Regions from separate parts of the Mus musculus genome. Here region 2 is linked to region 1. The links are chromatin contacts, found by POLR2A ChIA-PET in ENCODE. All regions are on one chromosome and are shown on one strand. The core of a region is the stretch at or near the end of the contact, and the rest is flanking DNA. Distances in the headings are between cores, read along the strand shown. Region 1 holds the start of Bcar3 (breast cancer anti-estrogen resistance 3). Region 2 holds the start of Fnbp1l (formin binding protein 1-like).

The links. ChIA-PET counts read pairs that join two places held with the same protein, here RNA polymerase II (POLR2A).
Region 2: POLR2A ChIA-PET joins it to region 1 with 12 read pairs in Patski. The contact joins the promoter of Fnbp1l here to the promoter of Bcar3 in region 1. POLR2A ChIA-PET finds 5 or more read pairs at or near these places in 3 of 5 experiments (Patski and embryonic stem cell).

The regions. Positions count from the first base shown.
Region 1 is chr3:122,418,345-122,421,686 of GRCm38, forward strand. It overlaps Bcar3 (breast cancer anti-estrogen resistance 3), which reads left to right and starts at 1,413. Exons shown (of 12, transcript NM_013867.3): 1 at 1,413-1,839.
Region 2 is chr3:122,618,066-122,621,354 of GRCm38, forward strand. It overlaps Fnbp1l (formin binding protein 1-like), which reads right to left and starts at 1,649. Exons shown (of 14, transcript NM_153118.3): 1 at 1,465-1,649. The coding sequence starts at 1,488.

The DNA of each region.
Region 1 (3,342 bases), core at 163-2,662:
GTTCTCCCGCTTTAACACAGTGGCTGTGGTGACCCCCTCCCCCCAGCCATAAAATTGTTTTTGTTGCTACTTCATAACTGTAATGTTGCTGCTGTTATGAATCATGATGCAAATACCTGGTATTTACATCATATCTGTATATATAGGATATCTGATATGTGACCTCTGTGAAAGAGTCTTTAGGCCCCCTCACCCCCACCCCCCAAGGGGGTTGTAACCCACTTACCTGCCGGGGGCATGGTGGCACATGCCTTTAATCCCAGCACTCGGGAGGCAGAGGCAGGAGGATTTCTGAGTTCAAGAACAGCCTGGTCTACAAAGTGAGCTCCAGGACAGCCAGGGCTACAAGAGAAACCCTGTCTTGAAAAACCAAAAAAAAAAAAAAAAAAAAAAGCCACTGACCTAGAGTCCCCTGGGAAGAGGGAACCTATCACCTCCATCGGATTGGCCTGTGGGCATGTGGGCATGTGGGAGAGGTATTTTCTTGATTAACGTTTGATGTGGGAAGGCTCGACCCACTGTGGGTGGTGCCAGCCCTGGGCAGGTGGGCCCGGATTGCATAAAGAAGCTGAGGAAACCTTGGAGAGCAAGCCAGTGAGCTCTGTCCCTTCACTGCCTCTGCTTGAGTTCCTGCCTTGGCTTCGCCCAATGATGCCTTGTAACAAACAAACACTTCTGAAGCTGCTCTCGATCATAGCGTTCATCTCAGCAACAGAGAAGCAAAGCAGGACACTGTGTAAATAAAAATACCTGGGCTGTTCCCTGTGGAGCCTTCTGTCTTATCCATCTGATCCGAAGGTGTTCCTTACATAGTTTCTATACATTTCCTTTATCGGCTGCATGAATTGCGTAGAGGAGCTCTTAATGACAATTACGTTAACAAGCGGGTTTCCTTTGGCGTTAGTGCTTCGTGTATTTAATTAAGGAATCTTTACAGCCCTTTTTTTTTATTGTTTGTTGTTTGGTTTTGCTTTTGGTTTCTGTTTGATAATTTCTTTAGTGTTACCGTTTTACCTTTTATATGTAGATCTGAAGTCCTCAGGATTTGATTTGGGGTGTGGGGTGGGGTGGGCATCATGATTCTATGACCTGGTATCATATATTGAACTGTGTGCTGTACTCCCACCGTTACCACAGCAATCTTTGGCATAAACCAAGCCACCAGATAGTGCAGAGATGACTTTATAACTAGGTTTTGATAAACAGCATATGTAGGTTCACGAAGCCATCTAGTTCTGCGTGCACGTGTGAGAGTGATTGATTTGCCTGTTCCCGGCTCGCTCGCTGTGGTTACCTTGGTCTTTGTCCCATGAAAGCCTTTTAAATTGAAAGCCAGCCAGGTGTCTGCAGAGCGGGCGGATCTGCTGCGTAATTAAATAACGCCGGGAAGGGGGAGGAGTGGATTAGGCGAGGCTGTCCGGTTGAGTGAGGTTCAGTAAGGAAGAGGTTGAGCTACACTTGAAGTCTAGCTTCTCGGGGGAAGATAAGGGGGAGTCAAAACTCTCAAATCCGGGCGGAGGAGAGCCAGACGAGGTCACCGAATGTAAAAGTCGCCGGGGTTCGGCTCAGCCCGGCGAATCGGCTGGGCGGGGTGGGGCCGCGAAGCCGCAAATCACCAGTTGAGGGCCAGAGAGCGCGCTGCCGGCTCAGAGCTGAGCCTGCAGCCGCCCGGCCAGGCAGCAGCCGGAGCGGGACAGCCGTGCACACCCGCCAGCCGCACCAGCCTCTTGGCGGACGCCCGCGGACCATGAGCCGCCCGAGCTCCGAGAGCAGCTGCGGTGAGGTGAGAGCAGCCCGGCGCTGAACCGCAATCCCGGACTCCGAACGCGGCGCGGGGAGGTGAGTGTGTCCCGTGCGTTCCTGTTCAGCCTCCTGAGCTCCCTCGGTCGGACTGAAACAGGACTGAGAAGTTCTTTAGAGTAAAGTTAGGCATGGGGAAGAGCGCAACCCCCGTCTGTTTGTACCCCCGAGCCCCCGCAAACTAGACATGGGAGTGGGAGTGGGGGTGACCAAAGTGTGTGTGGCGGGGGAGGGAGGGTGAGACTTGTGCCCTCGGGGGTCCTCGGATCCCGGGACTCTCGGGAGTGGAGCGTGGTGATGTGCCTCGAGCATCCCCATCTACTCTTGGGCTCCGGGGCGGAATCTTCCCGGGTGCTGGTTTCTGGACCCCTCCGAACCCTCCTGCTAGTCCAGTTCGGTTTTGCCCAAGGCCGCTCTAAGCTGGGTAGACGAGCTGGCCCAGACGCCTCTGCTGGAAGCCCGAGGCTTTCCTCCACTAATCTCTTGGGAAGTTTGCAAAGAAAGTGAAGGAGCCTGCCCAGTAACTGTTGACAACATCTCCCTCCCCTCGCCTTCCCTTTGTTGAGAAAGAATGAATAGTTGGTTGTGTGCTTCCCCCTGAGTCGGAGAGGGGAAAGCAAAAGGAGGGAGGGACGGGTCGCAGCCCATCTTCCTTTACTCGCTTAGCCTGTGGCCACTTAAAAACTTTAATCAGGTGTAGACTCTTTTTGAAGGGCAGGTGGCAAAGGCAGCGAGCCGGTGATGTGGGGCAGCGCGTCACAGGACTAAGGTTTAACGGTTGTTTGAGGCAAGGTGAAAGGGGGAGTAGCCCGAGTCTAGTTTTTTTTTTTTTTTTCAGTTTTTGTTTTTGTGTTTTGTTTTTCCCTACAGCAGTTAGGGATGGAAAGTAGAGCCCGGAGTTCAGAGAGTCTTTTAAACCTTGACTCTTATCTCCCAAGGTTCCACAGACCTCTCTATGGCAAGTACGTTGGCCCAGGGAAGGTCAGTTTGGAAGCTGATTATCTAATTCTGTGTGGTCCCCCCGCTTCCCCGGGGGGAGGCGAGATCCTGAAGGGGGCTTCGTCACTCTTCGGGAGGCCCACTGGCTAAGCCGTTTGCCCACCCGCGAGTGTGCCAGGAAGCCTCCCCAGTATAAAGAAAACAGTTTACCACGCCAAACACCAACTCACTCACAAGTGCTGTTCAAAAGATCTCAGTTCCTATTGATAAAGGACTGCTTTGTCAGATGGGTACTACTCTTAAGAACCTTACCCGGGCAATCCTTCACTTTATTGCTTGAAATACAATCCGTGGAAGAATTATTCATACTTCAATCGGTTGGCTAGACTTCATAAGGTTACTTCAAAAGGACACCCTAGGTCCCTAAAGCCAAGCACAAGTTCTAAGTGGATAAGCCAATTTTATCTGTGGAATAGTTTCCTCTGCCCTCACTGTCTGATTTTGCAAAGAAGATGAGAGAAGTATAGGTTTGAATTGCAAATTCTCTGTCATGGCCTAGGTGAGGGCAGCTGGGGTAGTGGCATTTCCAGTTTGAAATATACA
Region 2 (3,289 bases), core at 399-2,898, 200 kb after region 1:
CCCTTAGTCCCAGCAACTGGAGAGAGTCAGGTGGATCTCTGAGTTTAAGGACAGCCTGGTCTATATTACGAGTTCCAGGCCAGCCATGTTTATAGTGAGACTGTCTCAAACAAACATAAAAGTAAATGGGAAAGGACCAATAATGCCTGAAATTCTAACTGATGTTACATGATTCGTTTACAAATGACGCTCACCATTATCAGAACAATCAAGTGGAGAGGCTCCTGAGGTATTTTGTCTTGATGGTTATGTTTGCAGACTGGGCAAACACTTCTGCAGAGTGCTACAGGACAGATTCCTGGGGCAGGGTTAAGTGGGTGACTAGATGAGCTTTTAAGTGTCACTTCTAAAATTCCCAATCTACAGCACGTGGAAAAGGAGAAAACATTCGGCCTCGCGACTAAACGATCTGTTTCGAATCCCAGTGAGCGTACATACTCGAAACTTGTCCCTCCTCTCCCGCTACAGAGATTCCCGGAGATTTTCGCAAACAAAGGCACGGAAAATATGCACAGGTGGGATAAAAAGGGGAGTGGCAGAGGCCAGGCGGCGCTCGCTCGAGACAGCGCCCCCACGCCGCCAATTTTCCCGGCCGCACCTGAGAAATCACTGCCATGCACACCTCCACCCTCAGGTGACGGCGTCCGGAGCGAATTCCTCGACCTATAACCCTCCGCCTGCACCTTGGTCGGACATTGGGTATTGTCTGCAGCCTCCAGCGCCCAGGAAAGGCACGGAAGAAAGAGAGAGAGAGAGAAAAAAGAGAGAGACAGACACACACACACATACACACACGAGAGAGAGAGAGAGAGAAAGAGAGAGAGAGAGAGAGAGAGAGAGAGAGAGAGAGAGGAGAGAGAATAAAGAACGAGAGGGAAATCAAGCGATCGGCAAGCCGCGCGCTCCTTTCGCCAAAATGAGCGTCCCTTCCTCGATCCCACTACCTAATTCGGGTCACAAAAGCAGACCCGCCAGCCCAGAGAGGCTGCAACCGGAGCTGGCCGGCGCGGAGTCGCGGGCGCCCTAGGTCCCGAGCAAGGAGGCAGCAAGAGAGGGAAATGGGCGTGTGGGTTGGGCCTGGCTGGCCCCAGGCCGGGCTGGGAACAAAGCCGCCCGGCTCCCCCTACCTGGAGCTGGGGCGTCGCCCAGGCGCGCGGCGCGGGGATCCGAGCGGCGCCCCTTCGGGACAATGGCTCCCTCCCCCGCCGTCGGGCGCGCGGTACAAAGGCGCGGCGCCCGGCCGGGCACCCGTCCGCAAAGTCAGGCAGAGGCTGGAGAGGGGACGGCAGCGGCCGTCCAGGGCTGCGGCCCGGGCCCCTCGGAGGGAGCCCCAGGCAGCCGCCCCGTCGCCTCCCCGCCCGCAGCCGAGCGGGCTCTCGCGGCACAAAGAGGCGCCGGAGTCCGCGGCGCGCCAAGCCCGGGGCTCCCGCCGACGGCGCGAGCCGCTCTGCTCCCCACACTCACCCACAGCTCGGTGCCCCAGCTCATGGCGGAACCTGAGGCGACTGGCGCCGGCCGGCTGCTCCCGCTGTCCTCTCTCGTCCCGACTTTCCCCTCCTCAGCGTCTGCCTCGAAAGCTGCCGCCACCACCACCGGGTTCCCCAGTGAGTGAGAGAGACACGACTGAAGCGAGCCGCCGCCGCGTCCCCGCCTCCCGGCAGCGGGGAGGGAGGGAGGGAAGGAGGGAGGGAGGGGGCCGGGGCCGAGGGGAGGCGGGACGGCGGGGAGGGGGCGGGCCGCGGTGCACCCTGGGATCGGGGCGGGCCCGCACTCGCGCGCGCGGGGGCCGGCGGGGGTCTCCTCCGAACAGCTCGCCCGGGGCGGGGATCCTCGGACCCTCGGCGGCGTCCGCTCCGGCCTCCGGGCTCAGCAAAAGCCGCACTCAGACTCCCGCTCCAAGATGGAGAGCCAGGGAGGACGCCCACGGTCCCTGCCTTGCTCGGAGACCCCCCCCCTCAAAGGAGGCGACCCCACACGTCAGCGTTCTTTGCGGAGCCCTGACAAAGAAACCACGTCCAGACGTTGGAGCAGAGGGGTGTGTGCGTGTGTTTAGTTAAAAAAAATCTGCCTTCGTAAGGTAACTTCTCCGTCCAGGCTTGGCGCTTCAGCCTGGGATCCCCGGGAACCACAGACCTGTAGAGGTCAAACGTCCAATGTGAATGCAACGTGTCACACGACGTGTCTGGTTTTTGTTTTTGTTTTTAATAAAGCATTTTGATTTTATTGTAAGTTCTTTCGGGAAACCTTTTTTTCTTTTTTTTAAGAGGCAAGCGATCCCGTAATCTTTTGGGGACGTTGCCATGGTAAAAGATAAGACTTGGTGGAAAGCGAACCCGACTGACACCTGCAGGAGGTGAGACGCTGCTGAGCTTGCCTGAATTCTAGGCTCGTGGCTACCTCCAGGGACCGGTCTCTCCCTCCTCACAGCCCTTCAACAACCTGTTCAGAGCCTGAGGCGTCTCTTGCCTCCGATAGGAATCTTGGCTGCAGACGACCTCTTGCTTTTAGCTGTGCTGAGTTATTTCCCAGCCTGCCTCCACTGGCAGTCAGCAAGTTTGGCTGGTGCTACTAGATACCGCGTACAGTCTGCTCACTAACTCCCCAGCATATGCTTTAGTATTAATTGCTTGTCGCTTAAAACACACACATTTTCACTCTAGAACCAGTAGAGTACTCTTCAGTGAGTCATGACAACTGAATGCTTCAAGGTCCCCCCACCAACGGACGTCTTATCAGCCTTGAAACTCCTCCCTACGGGACCGGGACCGGGACCAACACAGGTGTTCCAGCTTCTTCCGCCCCAGCCTTCCTGTTTACCTAGTTCTGCTCCCCATTGAAGTCCAGGCAAATAGCCAGAGCTCTCCAGGCAGTCTAACCACCACTCACCAAATTCTTTGCTATCCTTTTCTGAGGTAGGCTGAGCAAATGAATACTCTCTTCTAATTAGGTTAAGGCCGGTCTTTTTTTTTTTTTTTTTTTTTTTTAATGTTCTTTGAAAGTCGCTGAAGCCAAGTGTGATGACGCACACCTGTAATTTTAGTGCTCCGGAGGGGAGAGGCGTAACTACAGGAGTCAGAGGCTAGCCTGGGTTACAGAGTGTGCAGTGGTTGGAGGGTGGGGGTGGGGTGTTGGTAAGAGAGAATATCTTCCTAAGAAATAACTTCTTTCCACCATTTTTCTGGATTTCTCTATTTCAAAAAGGCCTGTCTCTGTCAAAGTATGTCTTCTAACAGTCACCTCTCCGGTCTCACTCTCACTCTCTAGATAGTATGAAGTTACTGTAGCAATG